Linked DNA regions of Mus musculus: region 1 is linked to region 2. Evidence: chromatin loops called from intact Hi-C (ENCODE). Cell type or tissue: heart. All regions are shown on one strand. Each heading gives the region's core, and the rest is flanking DNA. Links, peaks and the distances in the headings are about the cores only.

Region 1 (10,734 bases), core at 1,238-9,237, 680 kb before region 2:
TCCTAGCTATAATAGTTAACCAGATGCCACTTCACCTAAGTCTCCCCTGAGCACTGATCCACCAACTCCCAACTCCCTGACTTCATGCCATCCCTTTTCAGCAGGAAGTAGCCAAATATGAACCTGTGCCGATACACCCAAAGAGGTCGGGATGTTCTGTTGGAGGCTCTGGCTTGCCCACCCCCACCCCCATATGCTCTAACAAATGCCATTTCTCCCTCTCTCTCTAACTTTGCCCACTTGGAAAGCCTCTGAACAGAAAAGACACAAAAAAGCCTAACCCCACATTCCTGACAGCTGTCACAAACCCCCTCACCTAAAGTTACCAGTCACCCAAGCCCCTGTCCCCAACCACAGTCTATAAAAACCTTATGCCATAGTCTTCCTGGAATCTTTTGCCTGTCTAGTCCCCTGAGACAGGTGAACTCTCCCAGGAGCCCATACTCAAATAAATGTGCCTTTTCTACTTTTAATTCAGCTAAATTGGCTTATTTCTTTGGCAGAGAAACCCCATCAGGAAACAGCCTTGAACTCACTGGCACAGGAAAAGACTTCTGAACAGAACACCATTAGCACAAGAGCTCATATCAACAATTAATAAACAAATGGGAACTCATGACTGGAGAATCTTCTAGCAAAGAACACCATCACTCTGACAAAGTGGCAGCCTACAGAATGGGAAAATAGTTTTTTAGCCAATTCCATATCAGATAGAGGGCTAATATCCAAAAATATATAAATAACTTAAGACTCTAGATAGCAAGAAAACAAATAACCCAGGTTTTTTTTTAATGTGGTACCTATCTAAACAGAAATCTCAATAAACAAAACTCAAATAACTGAGAAACACACAAGAAACGTGTGCCATCCTTAGCCACCAGGGAAATGCAAGTCAAAACTACTTTAAGATTGTGTCTTACACCTGCTAGAATGGCTAGTAACAGCAAAAAAAAAGTGACAGCGTATGCCGGTGACAATGTGGAATAAAAACTCATTGGGTGCTAGAAGGAGTGCAAATTCATAAGACACTATGGACATCAGTGTGGATATTCCTCAGGACACTGGGAATCGATCTACCTTAAAATCCAACTATACTACTCTTGGTCATATACCCAAGAGATGCTTCCTATCAGTAAGACACTTGCTCAATCATGATCCTTGCTGCTCTATTCATCATAGTCAGAAACTGGAAACCACACAGATGTCTCTCAACAGAAGGGGTAAAGAAAATGTGACATATTTACACAACGTAGTATACTCAGCCATTTAAAAAAGATGAAATGATGAAAGTTGAAGGCAAATGGATGGATCTACGGGGGAAAAGCCTCATAAGTAAGCGATCCCTGACTCAGAAAGATAAATATTTGCTTATATGTGGATATTAGCTGTGAAGTCAATGATAGTCAAGCTACAATCCACAGAAATACAGAAGGTAAGGAGTTAGGGATGAGAGGGGACAGATGGGTCTTGTTAGGAAAGAGATAGAATAGATAGCTATGGAAGGGTTGAGTCTGAACGGGAACATGAAGTGGGGAGGAGGTTGATGAAGAGAATATGGGCCCTCCCTCCCCCACATACCTATCCTGATAGAAAGCTATGAAGGCTCTCTATAATTCCTTTCCTATCATTTCCCTGTATTCCTACACTAGGCTCAGCTGTAGGATCTTGCTATAGTTTAAGCCTCCATCTTCCTTTCCCGAATTTCCCCTATTACCAGTTTGCACCAAGATGGGGCTTCAGATATGCATTGCTTTTTCTGTTTTAATTATAGTTTTCTAATTTAAAACAATTTTATATTTAAATAACTTTTAATAATGGTTTTCTCTCTCTCAGGTCCTTTCACTGTCTTTCCCCTCCCTACCTACCCAACTTTAAATTCTTTCTCAAAAAAACCAAGACAAAACAAAACAAAATCACAATACAATTACAAGCCCCAAACTCCCAAAACAAAACAAAAAAAGTCTCCAAATAACCCATCAATCTGTAAACAAATAGAAGTAAAACAACACACCCACACACAGAAAGCTGTGGCGTCCATTTTATATGTTGGCCAACTACTCCTGAACATGCAGCCAGTCCTTGAGTGGTTGATATACCCAGTGTTGCTCTACTGGAGAAAACTGACTTTACTTCTCCCAGCAGGTATAAGTGACAGATCCGTTGTTAATCTTTACCCTTGTGGCTACGTTTTCATTCATTCATTCATTCATTCATTCATTCATTCATTCACTCATTCACCCATTTAAAAGATATAATAAAATAAAATATAATAAGATAAAGCAAAACCCATCACATCAAAGTTGGACAAGACAAACATACAGAAGGAAAAGATCAAGAAAAGGCACAACAAACAGAGACCCACTGGTTCACATTCAGGAATCCATAAAAACAGTAAACTAGAAGCTACAGTCCGGACTCAGAGGACTTGGTGCAGGCCCGTGCATGCCCTATGCATGACAGTTCAGTCTTTGCGAGTTCATATGAGCTTTGCTCGTGTTGATTTAGAGGGCCTTGGTGTTTAGTGTCTTCCACCCTCTCTGGGGTTACACTCTTTTTGCCTCCTCTTCCACAGGATTCCCTCATCTCTGAGGGGAGGGATTTTATGCCAACATCCTATTTAGGATTGAGTGTTCCAATATTTCTTACTTTCTGCATATTGTCGGACTATGAATCCCTGTATTTGTTCCCATCTACTTCAGGAGGAAGCTTCTCTGATGGTGATGGTTGAACAAGGCACTGATCTATGAGTACAGTGGGATATCATCAAGAGTCACTTTATCACGATATTTTTGTTTGTTTGGTTTTTTTTAGACCAATATTTAGACTGCTTCAGTTCCGGTCCTGACTTCCTTTGGTGACGAACAGCAATTTGGAAGTTAGCTGACTAGACTTTTCATTCCCAACTTGCTTTTTGGTCATGGTGTTTTGTTCCAGCCAGAAAAGACGTGCTGATTTCCTCTCTTGTGTATTCTCTATAATTGGGACCAATTAATTACCAAAGCCTTAATAAATGAGATTATCTTGGCCTTGTATAATACCACTGGCAATTGAAGTCATTTGTTTTAAAATAAATAGGCAATAACTGGCAATTTGTGCTTCAGAATTATCCTGCAGCTGGATCTGTTTTATCAAAGGTAAAAAGAAATCAAATGGGCTTTGTACCTTAGCCTTTTCTCAGACCTTTGAGTGCTTAAAACCAAACTTGAAGAATAAACATAGCAAAAACATAAGAGGTAAAAGGACAAACACTTTGGAGGCTCTTACTCCCAGTTAAACTAGGCCCAGGACATAAATCGGTAACCTGTTGTCTTGCTCAGAGAGACTGTGAAGACCCAGATGTTGAAACATAACCAGTATATATTCTATAAACCAGAGTCAACACGGGAAAAAAAATGTCCTCAATAATTCATTCCAAAGAATTCACATTGTAATGTGTCTTAGAGTTTTCCTGCTGTGAACAGACACCATGACCAAGGCAACTCTTATAAGAATAACATTTAATTGGGGCTGCTTATAGGTTCAGAGGTTCAGTCCATTGTCAAGGTGGGAACATGGCAGCATGCAGGCAGGCATGGTGCAGGAGGAGCTGAGAGTTCTACATCTTCATCTGAAAGCTGCTAGCAGAATACTGGCTCTCAGGCAGCTAGGATGTCGGTATAAAAGCTCACACCCACAAGGCTGCACCTACTCCAACAGGGCCACACCTCCCGACAGGCTACTCCCTGGGCCAAGCATATGCAAACCATGACATAATGGGTTGGTCTTGTAATGCTGTGTATTCTCATGCTCAATGCTGGTTCCCAAGATCTGGTTCTCCCCAGTGAGGAGTTCCTCGGGGATGAGGAGATCTTTACGTATATCAAATGATGCTTCAGATCTTTGCTCCAGAATCCTAAAAGGCCTTCCATTAGGTCTTCCCGTATAACAAAGAAATAAGAAGTGACCGTTTCCAGAAAGGAAGTCATATAAAACTACCCTTGAGAATGAACTCTCTTAAGAGAGAGATTGTTATCCTCTCTCTCTTAATATACATTTTTATATGTAAATATATATACATTTTGCACAGTTTTACACTTTTTGGGGAAGATTCCATTGCCTGCTTTTCCAGGGGACCCAGGTTCTATTCTCAGCGCCCACCTGCAGCTCACCACCCTCTGTAACCACAGTTCCTCTTCCGGTGTCTGTGGCACTGCACGACATGGTGTATGTTCATGCAGGCCAAACATACATACATAAAATATAAGTGTTAAGTAAAGACAGCTCTTGCCTCACAAGCAGCACTGTTGTACTTAATATCCTAGCCATTGCCAGTTCTGTCCGTTGGCATCAGCCTGTGCACCTCCCATGCCAGGGCCTTTATTAAAAATTCTTTCTGTCTCTGCCAGCACACAAAGCAAAGGAAAAGGATCTTCGCTGCTCTTAACTTCCACGTTCATAGACCAGACTCGCAAATACCCACAGAAGTTACATTCAAAGTGAGACTAGTATTTTATTATGGTTAAGCTGAAATAACAAAATACTATAGACAGCAAAAAATTATTTTCTCACTTCTACCAGACCAGGGTCTCACTCGCATGACCCCACTGCATCTTTAGAGACTTTATCCCCAAACTCAGCAAATCACTCAGTCACGCCTTGGTGGGAATAGCGTCCAACAGTGGCAGATCTGAACCACAAGGTGGCGCTGCTACTCAACTCCTAAACCTTGTCAGGCCCGTTTTGTTTTGTATTATTTTGTTTTGTTTTGTTTTGTTGTTTTGTTGTTGTTGTTGTTTTTGTTTGTTTGTTTGTTTGTTTTTTTTTTTTTTTTTTTTTGCTAAAACCTTCAGAATTTGAGAGAAGCTAAAAAGCTGGATGAATTTTTTTTTTTTTTTTTGAGTGATCATCGCTTTCCCAATGAAAAAGATAGGTAAAACTGAAGACGGGGACCATGTGGTTCTACAAAGACTTTCATCTGCATAAGAAAAAGATGGAATCTTTCATAAAGAAAATACAAGGATTCTGTGACATCCACTTCATACCGGACTCATATGAAACCCCCAAATTACCTGTATAATATGCTCAAGATTGAAAGATTGTCATCAGCCAGTTTGTCCAGTGCATACTTTGCAGTTATATAACACTAAGGCTGAGTTTTCTCTGGTCTATTAAGACAGGTGAGGAAGATAGTAAGACCACAGTTACATGTATAAACAAACCTGTAATTTATACAGTGTATTTATAGGCACAGTAATGAGCTGACTTCTCCAGACAACTAGCCTCCACAGCTAGCCTTCATGGTGACTTGCATTGCCTTGGTGTCTAGGTTAATGGGAAACAAGGATGAACTCCATCCCACCTGGATCTCTAGCCCACTGGTCTGCGAGAGAACCCAGGCAGTAGATCTCTAGACCGTCCTCCCTCAGCCTCAGAGGCCCCCTGGGCTTGGACACCTTGTGGAGACAAGCATGGAACAATTACTGTTAGAAATGCCCATGGACAAAGACAATGAGATCCAGAGACTCACCTAAGTTCCCTCCGTTTATGTTATGGTCAAACATCTAATCACCTTTCTTCATACACTGGCTCCCGTTTCTTTCTCCCCCGCAGGAGGAGGCTTGTTGCCACATGACAAGCTTTCTTCATAGCTTCACCCTTGACTATGATTTCCAAGCAAAAGTCTGTGGCCTATTTCTTGTGCCAATTCCCGTTGTCATGTGACTCATGTGAGGGCTTCGGACGTTTCCACCGAGCCGGTGGATTTTAGATAAGGAACTACAAGCACGAGCACTTCCCTTTCAGTTAAAATCCACTCCGCCTGGCTGATGGCATTTGCTTGGTTTTGATCATCTCCCTTCTACTCTGTCACCTCCCAAGATTTATTTCCTTGCCAAATATCTCTAAATTTTCTTGTTTGAGTTACTCATATTGCTTCTTGAACCAGAAAAAAACTAAGTTCAAATTTCAGATCTGCCAACTTGCATCAATTGTATAAAGAATTAATTTATGCCATACACAACAGCTTCTAAACACAGGCTGAGTTTCTGGCCAGGAAAAGCATTCTTATCTTAAAAGAAGAGTAATCTTCTCAAACAGGTTCCTCGTGGCTCGTCAGATTTCTTTTATGGGGGAGACATCAGCAACCTAGAATATTGTAGTGAATGCAGACCAGAAATTAACTGAGTTACTATGTTTCTAAAACACACTCAGGGTGTTGCCTCCTGTGGCCTGGTCCTTTCTGATCAAGCTCTTCTTCCAACAAATCTAAACATGGTCCCATGCCCTGTACCAATTACATCCCTCCTCTCACCCTCCTCTCGTATCAAATCAAAACCACTGGTCTCAGGGACCTATCTCCTAGTCCTTCTGGATTGTAATAGCCTTCGCCTACCTAAATGAAGATCTGTGACATGCTGAGCTGTCAGGTAATCTCAGTGACTGAATTCTGGTCCCTGACCTGGGGTGTCTAAGGTCTGACACGGTCACCTCTAACCTGAGTAATCCATAGACTCACATAGGAGCTAGATCTTAGGATAGGTTTGCATGCGGACGAGGTCTTCTCCTCCATCTCACTTTAACTACCTTGTCCCATCTATCATCTATTTGGGAGAACACAGGATATTTGAGCATACTCCAGAGTCAGACATCATGGCACTACCTGCAATCTAAACAGTGCGAATGATAAGGAGAAATCACTTTTCTATCAATTCAACACTAGGCTGGGAAAACTAACAATAAACCTTTAAAAAAAAAAGGCATTAAAGACAAGTGAGGGAACCAGGTCACCTCTCCAGTCTACAGAATAAAAAGAAAAAAAAATCAGTATTAAATCCAGTGTCTGAATGGTGGAGAACCCTTGCTCATTCTCAAAAACTAAGTACAGCTAGAGACACAAAATTAGGATCTACACCTGCTAAGGATGTTCATCAACAGTCTCCATAGAATTACAGGGCAGATTTGTTGTGACAAGACCCTTTGACAAAAAGTGTGACCTTACGTTAGTACAAACATGAGACGTCTTTAGAGTAGACTCAAAGAGCAGCCTGAGCATGACACAAAATTAGAAGATGAGATGAAAAGTGATGATCAGGGAGAAGCCAATCAGAATTGTGAGAATCAGAACAGTACCTAGAAATAGTACCTAGAACAGTACCTAGAAATAGTACCTAGAAATAGTACCTACAACAGTACCTAGAAATAGTACCTAGAACAGTGCCTAGAAATAGTACCTAGAACAGTATCTAGAAATAGTACCTAGAACAGTACCTAGAAATAGTTCCTACAACAGTACCTAGAACAGTACCTAGAAATAGTACCTACAACAGTACCTAGAAATAGTACCTAGAACAGTGCCTAGAAATAGTACCTAGAAACGGGAAAAATAAATGTTGATTTTTTACTATCACTTTGTTCTGTACTCTGCCCACAACTTTAATTTTATGATTCTGGATATTGGTAAATTAAAAGTCAACACATCAGTACTAACCATTCAAAATGCAATAGACAGGCTAATGCCAATGCTGGATTGCCTTGACTGGTTTTAAATTGTGTTGTGCTTCCCATGGCTTCCCCTCATCTGTTATAAAGGAGGTTCAAAGCAGACAATTGAGCTTAGAATTTACTTCTGATTCTAACAAGATGTGATCCTTCAGTCACTCAATGTCTTGGATTTATTCTAGAAGTACTCACTTGACTTCAGAGTGTTCTAACAGGGTAGCATAAGTTCAAAGCACCTGGAAACCAAACTGGAAGACAATTGCAAAGCTCTGAGAGTGTTGCTCTCCCCTGGCTTACTTACGAAAATAACGATCAGCAATGATCTTAGTGACGATCTAGAGAAATGCAATGAGAAGCCTCTTAGGACAGTTTGATTTGATGATTAGACCATGTCTGGAGAACTCAGTGCTGGCTCCTCTGACCACCTGCCAATATTTTGCTTGTATTGTTTATACTGACCTGTTATACTAAATCCACAGCATCTATTACGCAAGAGTTGTTACAAATAAAAGTAGTTGTAGATTTTTGTGTAGATTGCATATGTGCGTATGTGCACATATGTGCACATTTAAGTGTACAGGTAAACATGTGTGCGTGGTACATTGGTGCCTGTGGATATAGTGGCCAAAGGAAAGCTTCACGTGTTATTCCTTAGAAAAAAAGTTGTCCAAACACAGTTCTGAAGACAGAACCTCCTCGCTCATTGTCTGGAAGCTCACCATGTAGGCTAAGTTGCTAGCCAGTAAGCCCTAGAGACCAGCCAACCCCACCTCTGCTGCCAGAGCCCACTGGGTCCTGCTTTTCTTATGTAAATCCTGGGAAAACTCAGGTGGGTAGTTTATCTCCCCAGCCCTGAGCAGATTCTTATGTCAAAAACAACCAGGGAAAAAAGAAAATGATTAGAATTCAATGATATTGATTAAATGTAAGTTCCTAAAGTGTACATTTTATGATGTTAGCTCATTGAATTCACCACTATTATGTAAATTAGACAGGGGAGAGCAGACAGAGATTTTCATAAATTACCTTTTCAGATTACACACAGTTTTATGCTTAACAGTACATATGGAGCCTGTGTTGAAAGGCATGAAACATTTGATTTCAATTTTTCAGAAAATGAGTGTTGTTTACTTTCAGACGACCTGATAAAGAAATACCCCAAACCGCATGATTTCATGAATTCCTAAAGTCAGGGACAAGAAGACATGGGCGGCTCTTGGAGCTGCTGGCTAAGCCAAACCTATCTATACTTCCTGGTCTTTCTATACAACATACTTTCAACTGTGCACAAACTGCCAAAAAAACCCAAACCAAACCAAACCAAACCAAACAAACAAACAAAAACCCTATTCTAATCTAATCAGGAAACAGCACAAATTTAAATTTCTCACAAGTGCATTTTTTTTAGGACACACATTTACAATCACCAACTATTTTTTTTAAGGAATGTAGCAAAAATATCTTTTGCTTCTCAGAAATATTATGAAATCACTAATTCTTCCAAGTCACATTTTTAGACTATCTATACAAGGTCAAGAGAAAAGGGTATCGGCTGTAACACTATACAACTTATGTATTCCATTGTTAAGCTATGCAAAGTAAGCTATGCTTCTAACATTTAAATAGACATCTGAATATTTTGACTTTGAACCAAAATAAGCCAATTGTATATACATCTAAATTAGCTTTTTTATTTAAAAGTTGAGTAATTCTTAAAAGAATAATTCATTTTCTCATTGCAAAAACAAAACAAAAAACAAAAAAAAACAAATTCTTTGGGAGGAGGTCATCTCAAATAGCAATTTTTAAATTTTTTTCTTTTATTGGACATTTTCTTTATTTACATTTTATAAATGTTATTCCCTCTCCAGGTTTCCCCTCTGAAAAATCCCTATCCCATCCTCCTCTTCCTGCCTCTATGAGGGTGCTCCCCCTTCCCATTCCTGCCTTCCTTCCCTGGCACTCCTCTACACTAGGGCATCAAACCTCCACAGGACCAAGGGCCGCTCCTCCCACTGATGTCCAACAAGGCCATCATTTGCCACATACCAGGCCCAAGCCATGGATCCACCCCCCATGTGTATTCTTTGGTTGGTGGTCCAGTCCTCAGGAGCTCCGGGGGTTCTGGCTGGTTGACAATGTATCTCCCCCCACCCCCATGAGGTTGCAAACCCCCTCAGCTCCTTCGATCTCTTCTCCAACTCCTCCATTGGGGAACCCATACTCAGTCCAATGGTTGGCTGTGAGCATCCACCTCTGTATTTGTCAGGCTCTGGCAGAGCCTCTCAGGAGACAACCATATCAGGCTCCTGTCAGGAAGCACTTCCCAACATCCACAATAGTGTCCATATTTGATGACTGTATATGGGATGGATCCCAGGTGGGGCAGTCTCTGGATGCCTTTCCTTCTGTCTCTGCTCCACTCTTTCTCTCCAAATTCCCTCCTATGAGTATTTTGTTCCCCCTTCTAAGAAGCACTGAAGCATCCACACTTTGGTCTTCCTTCTTCTTGAGCTTCATATGGTCTGTGAATTGCAACTTGGGTATTCCAAACTTTTGGGCTAATATCCACTTATCAGTAAATGCATATTATATGTATTCTTTTGTGACTGGGTTACTTCACTCAGGATATTTTCAAGTTCCATCCATTTGCCTGACAATATTATGAAGTCAATGTTTTTAATAGCTAAGTAGGATTCCATTGTATAAATGTACCACATTTTTTTTTTATCCATTTCTCTATTGAGAAACATCTGAGTTGTTTCCAACTTCTGGCTATTATAAATAAGGCTGCTATGAACATAGTGGAGCATGTGTTCTTATTGCATGTTGGAGCATCTTCTGAGTATATGCCCAGAAGTGGTATAGCTAAGTCCTCAGGTAGTACTATGTCCAGTTTACTGAGGAACCACCAGACTGATTTCCAGAGTGGTTGTACCAGCCTGCAATCCTACGAGAAATGGAATAGTTTTTCTCTTTCACCACATCCTTGCCAGCATCTGCTGTCACCTGAGATTTTGATCTTAGCCATTCTGACTGGTGTGAGGTGGAATCTCAGGGTTGTTTTGATTTACATTTCCCTGGTGATTAAGGATGTTGAACATTTTTTAAGTGCCTCTTGGCCATTTGAGTTGTCTCCGTTGAAAATTCTCTTGTTTAGCTCTGTTCCCCATTTTTAACAGGGTTATTTGGTTCTCTGGAGTCTAACTTCTTGAGTTCTTTGTATATATTGGATATTAGCCCCCTATCAGAAGTAGG
Region 2 (10,734 bases), core at 1,044-9,043:
CAGTATCTCAGCATTCCAGGTAACTTCTTTGTCACTGGACTACATATTTAGCCACATGACATAACTTGGAAGTTTCATGGGGATCAACAATCTGGTCAGGCTTCTATTGTGTTAAGTGAATTTGGAAAGGAAAAAGCAGCTCATTTCTTTGATTCTGTAAGATGAAGATGCTGTCGGCCACCACTGTGACAGTCTCTCAACTGTAACTGAGGAATGACTCTATAGAATCAAATGCTATATGGCACAGGAGAGTACACAGTTCCCTATTTTATAAGTTTTGTGAGTTTATAAGTTTTTAACCTTTTTTTTTCTTGGTAAGGTTATGTTCAAAGCCAACCAGCCTGGTTTCAAAGTTGAGTCTTATTGTCTTCCACGTGGAGAATTATATAAAATGGTGAATAACATTTTTATATAACTTTGAAGTTACAAGGGGCCTGAGATTTTAATTTGGGCAACTATAGAAATATGTAGAAAATATAGAACCTTAGGAGGCTATAGGGAAAAAACTAAATTAAAGTGCTCAAGAATGGCTGACACTGATCCTACGAGTGGTCAGGCCTATGGTCACTCAAACTAACCCAAAGCAAGATCCTGCGGTGTGCTTGGGCTAATGAGTTCCTTACACGGTATAGGGAGCTGTCCAGTTGAGAGTTGCTGCTGACCCCACATCAGAGAGGAGAAGCAGAGAGCTCTTCAGCTCAGTAAGGTGGAAAACACTTGCCAGCTGGGTGCCTGCCCTCTGCAAGAACTTTCCACAGCTCCGGTTTCCGAAGGAAACATTTGCTGAAGGTAACAGCATCCATGCGATTAAAAACAAAGTCAAATTAGGTTCCACAGGACTTAGCTCAAGCTCCAGTAACTAAAAGATAACATTTCTGTTGGCTTGGGTTTACACATGCTGCTCTCTTTACTCATCTCCTCTGTAAAACACAGAACAGCACATGGGCTCTTTAATACTTCCCATGACTATTGCAAAGTATCCATAGACAGAGTACAGACTCTTATAGCCCATTGCTTTCTGGGGCTAGTATGGGCTAATTGAGAAGGGGTGTGTGTGTGCATGTGTGTGTGCATGCATGTGTGTGCTGATTCTTGTGGTTTTATTTTTTACTCTAGCTTGTTTTTTTGTTTGTTTGTTTTATAAGGAGAAAGAGAGAGAGAAGGTCACAGGATTGGGTGGGTGAGGAAGTTGGGGGATCTGGGAGGAGTTGGGAGAGGGGAAACTGTGATCAGAATATATTGTATAAAATCTTTTTCAAAGTAATAATGTCAGGTGTGGTGGCACATGCCTTTAATCCCAGCACTCAGGAAGCAGAGGCAGGAGGACCCACTGTGAGTCTAAGACCAGCCTGGTCTAAATAGTGACAACCAAGGCTGCTATGTAGAGAGATCCTGACTGAAACACAGAAGTGACAAAATAGAAGGAGGAAGAGGAGCAAGGGGAGGAGGGAGAAGAGAGGGAGGAGGAGGAGCATCAGAAGGAAGGGAGGTTATTCTTTTCCTCCCTCCCCAAATCAGAACCTAGTGCACTGGAGGTGCTCTAAGAGTTTAGACATGCAATCCTGACAGGTTTTGTCTCAGGCTTCTAACTCATCGATAATCGAGTGATTTATACAAATGGAAACTGCTTCCTGTTCTGTCACGTGAGGCACTTTACCCAAAGCTTGGTGAGTCAAAGATGGCGGCCCCGAGGCTGGCGGTGGTGATAGGACACGGTGACATGGGTGATGCCGATGCTAGAGGCTGGAATAGCTGACTCTGATGCAACTATCTCATGTAAGTCCTAAAACCATGTAAGTAGTAAAACAAAGAGAGAGTTTCTCTATTTTAAGACTCAGTGTTATCTCAGTAGATTGACATTATTGCCTTCATGATCACACAAACAAAAACACTCTTTGAACTTCAGTCAGGCTTTTCCCTTTAGAACTGCAGTTGAGTGTGTCCTTGTGTGTGGCCTGAACACCATTGCAGAATGAGTCGTGAGAACTCAGGTGGTTTTGTTTCTATTATTATTACATTTATTTGTATACTTTGTGGCAGGACATTCATGTGCATGATGTGAATGTAAAGGTCAGAGAACAATATTGGAGAATAGGTTCTCTTTTTCTACCATGGGGATGTGTGTGTCCAGGGATAGACTCAAGGTACCTTTACCTGCTGAGCCATCTTGTCAGCCTAAGCTTAGAAGAGACTCTACCAGCTCAGTGTTTAATAACCCTCAATATCTTATCAACTTCCCCATGCCTCACACTTGGTGCCCTGAGCTCCTCTCAATAAGAACACTAAGTTCGCCTTCACCATCATTCTTCCTGCACTTGACATTCCCATCCTCGTATTTTTTTTTTCATCTGCTGGTCCAAAGTTTGCCCCTGGGTTATCAATCTTGACTGGCTCAGAACGGATCCCCATTCCATACATGGGATTCCCTTTCTGTGTTATAATTTATACTAAATAAAGCATGCTTATAGTACTTTTATAAAGAAAGTATTCGGGCTGGAGAGATGGCTCAGTGGTTAAGAACACTGACTGTTCTGCCAGAGGTCCTGAATTCAATTCCCAGCAACCACGTGGTGGCTCACAACCATCTGTAATGGGATCTAATGCACTCTTCTAGTGTATGTCTGAAGACAGCTGCAGTGCACTCATATAAATAAAAAAATTAATAAATCTTTAAAAAAAAGAAAGAAAGTATTCATTGAGTCATTTTATATTATAGTGTTATAAAGAAGACCAAGATGGGTGCAGCTAAGAAAATTACCCAAGAACTACATGTAGGAGACAGCCTGGATGAGACAAAGTTCTAACTCATTGAAGAGCTTTGCTTCATGAGTGTATAACTGCAGGGGGAATTGGGGCTTGCTGTTTCTTACCAACCCATGACCCAGGGAGTGATGACTGAGGGAAGCTCAAGAAAGCTAGAAGTGGAACTACTAATGAGGCCCACCTTACTTAAGTAAATCTCTAATCTGAGAACTATGTGACTGAGAAAATATTGACAGAGTCTTGTTACCTGCCTGGAAATACAATATATATTTCACATGTGTGAAATTTAAACACAGTGTTGCTTACTTATGATAAGAAATTGCTGTAATAAACCAAGGAAGTTTGAGCCCAACAGATGTCCTTCTTTGACAGAGTATCTGTACACAGAACCTTGGCCAGTGACTTCACAGGCCGCCCGTGTCTCCAGTTCAGATAAGCTCAAGTGACCTGCTCAGTGCAAAATTCTCTTTTAATAGGACATCAGTTATAAAGATTGTTCTGCACATTCTTGTGTGAATGCAGTCAGGCAGCCTACAAAAGAACGAGCACATGGAAACCGAGATATAGTATGTGTGGTGATGGCATCGGAGGATGACCCTGAAGCTGTATCTTAGCCCCCTTTCGAATGGAGCTTTAACTGGGTAACAGACGTATCCTGGAAAGAGAAGGAGATGCTAAAGATAAACCACACATATGCCACACTTGGCAACTCCCTAAATGCTTTCTTTTCACAAGTCACAGACATTTTAGGATCCCCTGTCTGGTTACCATGGTCATGTGATTTTTCCCAAAGAAAAACATCAACCATGAAAGGTTAAAAGCTGGGCTTGAGTGCTCAGCTATGAAACTGCATTTATATATTCTTGTTAAATTTGAAGAAGCTGAGCTGGACAAGTTAGCTTTAAGTGACAAAGTGTGTCCCTTCTTTGCGTACACATCTGCATCCCCATGTCTATGGTCACCAGGGAGGCTAAGTGGTTCTGTCTGTCTGTCTCCTGGCCCACTATGCTAGTACACCAAAGACTGCATAAATCTCTAGTGTCCCCAGTGGATCTTTGCAAGAACAGCTCACAGAATGGGTAGTCAGAACTCACTGAGTTGCAAGCAGCTAGTGGCTACAATCCTTGATCTTCCAGGTCTGGCCTTCAGCTCTTAGTCTTACTAAGTGTCAACTGGAGGTGCCTGGAACTGTACATCCACAGCTGAGCAGACTCTCCCAGTGATTGGAGTAGAAAAGCCCCTTTCAGAACATGATGGGTAACATTTTGAAGAAACCCTTACTTTCCAGACATGCAGGATCAGATGGGCCCCTGTGCTGATGCTGTCTTCTCAGCCGACCACTCTGCCTCCCATCCACAAGTTCTTATAGTGTATATCTCCTGGAAAGCAGTCCCACTGACACTCATCACCATTGAGCTACATGCTACCCACTTACAGCCCTGCTCCTCATCCTTCCAGACTCTTGGAAACATTACAAGGTTTTCTGGATTGTTCCACATCACAGACACAGACCATCCAGCTGTCCCTATCACCACAACTCCACAGATGTGAAAGCCACAAAACAGCCCCTCAGCTTTTCTCCCACTGCCTCCACACCAGACCTTACTTTTAGATATGTTACAACCAAGCCAAGCCAGCATGAAGGACTAGCCTCCAGAGGTAAAAACCTGGACCCATGGACTAGGTAGCTCTTGCATGTGACTAGGAATTGACAAGTATAATGTCATGGCTAGTTAGTTCAATGTCAACTTGACACACACAGAGTCTTCTGAAATTGAGAAAACACCTCCATGAGATCCAGCTGTAAAGCATTTTCTTAATCAGTAAGTGGTAGCGGAGGGACCCAGACCATGGTCAGCGAGTGGTGTCATTCCTGGGCTGGTGGTCCTGAGTTCTATAAGAGAGCAGGCTGAGCAAGCCATGAGAAGCAAGTCAGTAAGCAGCGCCCTCCATGGCCCCTGCATCATCTTCTCCCTCCAAGACACTGCTCTGAGTTCCTGTCCTGACTTCATTCAGTAGCAAACAGTACTGTGGAAGAGTAAGCTGATTAAACCCACTCCTCCCCAGTTGTTTTATCATGGTCATGGTGTTTTATCACAGCAAGAATAACCCTAACTAAGATATAGAAGGGTGAGTACCAAGCACTTATCTAGCTGCCTCTCTGTCCCAGGCTCCCGAGGCCCCTGTGCATGCACGTCTTTAAAAGGTCTTTTCTGAAACTTTCTTAAAAACTCAACTCAGTCCTAACACAAAGCTAACTTGCCATTCTATATGGCTGTGCTGCCCTCTAGTGTTCAAAAGGAGAGTAACCGTAAGCAGTCATTTTCAACTTCAATTATTTCTCACACCAAATCACCTGTTTCCCAAAGCCTGCAATCACAATGGTGATTCTATGTGTACTGGCTAGGTTATAATTTTAAATCTCGTGTGTGTTTCTGGACATCCCTACCCTTCCTCTCTAGCTCTTCCGGATACTTTGCCCTGACCCTTGGTATCCCTGCTACCTACAGATTCTCATCCTGGCACAGCCTCCGTCTGCTTCTTCATCTTCCCACGTAACCTTGGCATAGATCTCACTCTCTGCATACCATTCATCAGGCTGGGGGCCTTTTTGACCTCGTGTCCCTCTCAGTCACCACTTTCATCCTCCTACAGTCCCTTATCCTACACAGGTCCTTTACGTCTTCAGTCTTGTCAGCAAGCTCCAGCCTGGCACACACTCACCCTTGACCTGTCCTGCCAGCCACCTCCCTTCTAAATATGCCATTGTATTTATGACTCACTAACATGTCTGAACTCCCCAAATCTGTCAGTTGTGCCCCTTTCTCCAACCACCTTCCTGTTCATCTAAGACTGTCAGACTAAGTCTAGCTAGCTATGCCTTTGTCAACATCCCTAACTCTTCAAAGCTCTTCACACTTGACTGTGTGTCTCCCAGTGGAGTACAGTCTTACCCACAGGAACTGCTGAGCTATTCCTAGAAAGCACTCACGTTCCTATTGATTCAGTGGAGACTTGCACCAATCGACTGGTCTCCTCACCATCCCCACCTTGCTTCTAGCAAAAGACACCAGCTCTTAACTTGGGGGAGAAATGGTGTTCTGTTGTCAATAAAGCACTTTCTTGTGGATATATTTGATGCATGCAACAACTGAGACAAAGTCTTACAAGCCAACAAGCCAGGCCCACAACACTGTCATAAAGAAACCACAGTTATTAACAGAACCTGGGTAGGAACATGCGTCCTAACTCTGAGAACCCCTGCCATGAATGAAGTTGGTTCTCTGTCCACAGGCTCTAGGGAGCCCTTGGTCACCACCTCTGGAGAGTGCTGCTTCCATACAGAGCCTCCACTGTTGGCAAAGCACCTGCAGTTCATTTATTCCAGGCTAAAGGAAGAAGTGAAACAGGCTTGAAAGCAAGATACTTCTTCTAATTTGAGAATTGTTAGTACTGAGGGTTGTGCTTCCTTGTGTGCCGATTGGTCTGCCATCTTCAGAAGCCTTGCCTAAGATTGTTCACTTTCAATGATATGGGTCACAGCTTTGGAACCAGTACCACGTGGAAAGTCAGACCAAGTTCTTCTGGAAGGAAAACTCCACAGAACGGAGGAGGCACGTGAGTACAGGTTGTGACAGTGGGATGGAGAATTCACTGACCTAAGTGCAGTACACTTAAACCATGAGCTGATTTCCTCTGAATACATGATATTCACAGAAGTAGCTAAGGCCACTTCTGCTGGGAATAGAGGACCTAACTGAGTCACTTAACAGGTGATAGGACTCACAGCCCTTTCTTGGGCCTTCTACAGAAGTATGACGACCATGCAGCCCTGCTTTAGTCAGTAAAGTGTGTCCCCCTCTGTCCCCATTTTTCTTCTAATACATCTTTCTTTGCACTGCACCTATACTGCTGCTGTACGTGATGCTGATCTTCAACAGGAGCCTTCCCACAGATGCTGCCACAGATGTGGCCTGCTCTGTGATCTGTGCACACTGGATGGGGCCAGGAGGGTCCCCTCACTCCATGCCCTCAGAGCTGATATCTACAGGCTACACTAGAAGACCTGGCCCGGGAGATGTAGCTTGTAAGTGGACTTGGGTAAGGAACTCATTCTTTTCAGTCTTAGGGCTTCTCTCTGAAAAAATTAGGTGCTTGCTGTTGTCGAAGTCAACTCAACAGCACTGTGGGGACTAAGTATATTATCATAATGAATGGAACTCCAGGAGCAACCAGAGAGGGTTTATAAGGGTCCAGGACAAAGGAATCTGTGTGTATAAGATAGATTTAGGCACTTCGAGTTAAGCGTGTTACTAAACAGTGTTTTCTTAAAGTGTGGAGCAGGAGGGGGATGGGCAAAGACCGGCAGCACTGTTGAACAAGCACCATCGCCATAGAGGAAGGCCCAACCCATGCTGGATGAATCAGCAGGCAGCATGCACCTATGGCATGATTGATGTGCGAACATTTTAAGCTGTTTATAAAAAAAATGGGGGAGGAATGGAACAGGATTGGACTGGCCCATGGGGACAGTTTTGAAGAGATGTTTCAGAATCCTTACCCATTCCAGCCTATGACAGACCTGGCATGCTGCCCCTCTACAGCCAAGTGGGCAGTGGGGGAGCACAGAGCTGTGATAAGCCCTGAAGATTGGACATCTGAAGCACAAGGGTAGGGCTTTCAGTAAACAGTTACTGCTAATGTTCCACAGAGCCCTTTCAAAGCAAAGGAGAGGGGGGCCCTTCTAGTAGCTGCATGCTGCCCAAGGCCAGCATGTTCACACATGAAGACAGGACAGTGCTTTCCCTGAGCTTTGAGCAATAGCTAAGGCCTTCAGTGCTTTCTTCCTAGGGAGGGAGCAACTCTGAGACACTTGGGAAACTGCCCACACCCAGCTAAGGCATGTAAGAGGGCTGGGATCCCAGCTCTCTTTTAACAAGTTAAGCTACTTAGATAAACTTACTCAACTCTCCGGACTTCTTTCTGCATTTCTAAAATATACAAACGTGGTACAGTCAAAAAAGCGTTTAGCAGATGGAGACTGGATGGCTTTTCACTTAGGATCATTGTTTCAATTAATTGTTCTCTGGTGAAATGGCTAATTCTATGTGCCAACTTGCCTGGCTACAGGGTGCCTAGATATTTGTTCTAACATTACTCTTTTTGTGTGAATGTGTATTGGTATTTCGATCAGTAGACCCCAAAAAAAGCACCTGCCACTCATCTTCAGCTAGAGACTTATAGAGATCAAAAACGTACCCTCCCTGAGATTAGAGTGCATACCCTCTCATCTCCTGAAAGACAGCTCGCTGCAGAGACAGCTGCTTTCCAGTTTTCCTTGAGTCTCAGGACTGCTCACTCTGGATCCTAGGATTTGTTAGCTTCCAAATCATAAAAATCAATACCTTATTTTATAAATATACCCTATTGGTTCTGTTTCTCTGTGGAAACCCAAATATAGTATGCACTAAACAGTGATTTCTTAAAAGTGTTAACATTAAAGAAAGTAACATCTGCTTGTAAAGGCACTTAAAATTCTGTTTCTAAGAAGCAGAGAAAATAACCATAATGTGCTATTCAGTGGGTAGACCTGATTTTCTAAACCCAAAATGTACAGCAAGGATTGGGGAAGGGAGACTTGACGCTTTGAGTAAGACATTTTAGATTTCTATTATTTATTTCCTCTTCTTTGTATAGTTCTCTGAATTTTAAGAATGGTATTATTTGTGCTATGGTTTTACAGTGCATTTGCTAAGAGGAAATCACTGAAAAGCAAACCTGGTTGTGCTAGAGTCAAGAAACCACTCTGTCTGCCTCTGCTGCAGTGCATACAGATAGTGAGGAGCTCCTCCAAGCTTGGGCCCAAGAAGGCGGTCACAAAATCCCAGAGACACAGAAGGGGAGGCAAGAGGGAGTGCAGACAGTCCCATCTCCCCATTTGTAGGGCTCATACACAGAACAGCATCCTTAACATTAGTGAGGAGATGCTCTGTATCTTGAGGATAGAAGGATGCCTTAAATGCTTTGTAAGGATGGAATAGAAGGAATGTAGGACCTGGGGCTCCAGCTGGTGCTATCTCTTCCTGTTTGTCCAGGCGTGACCTTGACAAGAAAGGATGATGTAGGAAATGGACTGTCAATGAGGTTAAAGAATGCTACTGCTTACTGATTTCCTAGTGTTGGCTTTGGTTCCCAAAACTCAGACACTGCAAGGAGCATTAAGAAGTCTACAAAGACTATTAGATGACTGGGACAGCCAAAGATTCATTTTCCAGTGAAGACCCAACTGAAATATGAGCTAGAGTGAAAAGAAAGTGGTCCATTGCAACTTAGAGTATGAAGAAGACAGGGGTTATGTGTCAACATTTTCCAGGAAAAGGCAGCAAGACTGTTATGAACAATTTAATTCAAGCAGTTATTTATCCACCAAGGTGTATCAGATTCCAGGGTGTCTTGGATGTTGATAATGTTTAGCATCTGTATCATCAGATGAAGGCTTTAAAAATCAAGGTATCTTAGATCTTCATCAGCATTGTTAACATTTTTATCTCTGAAAAGGAAGTAAAATCTTTGTTTCTCTGGAGTTTGATTCTGACTTACAAAGAACTAGTCATTGATTGCCTGATTGCTGGAGTGGGGTTGGGGGGCGGGTCGGTGGGCTGTGACAGTTTTTAGCTTATAATTAAGCCCCTGATGTAACTGAATGCATATAGGAATTTTTGGAGATTATGACATATTTGGAGGAAAAAATGATTTATTGTAAGAAGTACTTGGATCTAAGACAAGTTTATATTACAGTGATAGGTGATTCAAGAAGAAATCTAAGCTTATATGACTGCAGAAGACCCCTTCTTGTGATTAACAATGTGAAAATGGTGGAAAGAGAGTACTAGTGACAGAAAGTGGTTTCAAGCTCTGGACCTTTCAGCAGCTGAAAGCTATACAAAAAGTAAGGACAAGAGGACTTATAAAAACCATACTTTACTTACATGTTCATGCATAAGTAAATGTAGATATGTTCATTGTAGATATTAAGCATAAAGCTGATCTTATAAGCTAATATAAAAATAGTACAATAGAAATACATTTGTGGTTTTTAAAAATCAAATCACTGGGCCTAAACATAGAAGCCCGTCTAGATCAGAAGGTGCCAGACTTCAAGAGTCTTGCTGAAGGCAAGTACCAGAACCATTCTCAAGGACAAGAGCTGGACTCATTCAGGACAACTGGAAGGTCTGAAGGTCTTGCTCATGGAGAAACAGCAGCTTCAGAGATGGACATATAATACTGCATGGTACTGTGCTCGCCTCAAGGACAATAGAGTGTAACATTCCTGCAAACATACTCAGAAAAATAAGGAGCATGGTCACAGCAGTGACTGTGGAGGCATCACCCAGTGCTTGGGAAATGTGCAAATGCCACTTCCAGTCCTAGTGCATGGAGCCTATAGCCTTAGTTAGGATAGATGAACTGGGGCCCTCACTCCAATTCAGAATATACTGCATTGTTGCTCACAAAATAGTCCCTTTGGATTCATGTCAGTATCTTTTTAAAAATATATTTATCTTGTGTTTAAATTATTTTGAAATTATAATTGCATAACTTCTTCCTTTTCCTTCCTCCAAGCCTTCCATATACCTTTCCTTGCTCACTTGTTAATCCATGGCTTCTATTTCTTTTACACACACACACACACACACACACACACACACACACACACACAATGCATCCGTATAACCTGCTCAGTCCATATAATGTTACCTGATAGTATATCTCAGGGCTTACCACTGGTATTGGATAACCACTGGAGGCTCTTCCATGGAGAAGACCATCTCTCTCGAAATTTCCCAATTGCCTGTAACTGTTTCTCTAGGACTGAGGCCCTGACATTTTCCCCCTTCCATATGAGTATGTCCACTAATATGTTTTATGTGTATATATCTCTTCCTGCATGTATGTGCACCCTGTGTG

What was found. Peaks named below come from ENCODE experiments on the same cell type or tissue, not always from the same donor. Only the 100,000 strongest peaks of a DNase experiment are listed, where the experiment ranks them.
Region 1: a loop joins it to region 2, with 5 times the contacts of the local background. A loop is called at or near these places in 7 of 42 quality-filtered maps.

Annotation. Positions count from the first base shown.
Region 1 is chr3:20,193,046-20,203,779 of GRCm38, reverse strand. No RefSeq gene overlaps it. Among named protein-coding and RNA genes, the nearest start is that of Gm31320, 24 kb to the left of the region's middle. In heart, for the core only: a CTCF peak has its summit at 4,665 (motif pointing right); no DNase peak of the experiment used is centred there; H3K27ac peaks cover 543 bases.
Region 2 is chr3:19,516,676-19,527,409 of GRCm38, reverse strand. All of the region lies in intron 1 of Dnajc5b (DnaJ heat shock protein family (Hsp40) member C5 beta), which reads right to left. Among named protein-coding and RNA genes, the nearest start is that of Dnajc5b, 13 kb to the right of the region's middle. In heart, for the core only: a CTCF peak has its summit at 5,047 (motif pointing left); no DNase peak of the experiment used is centred there.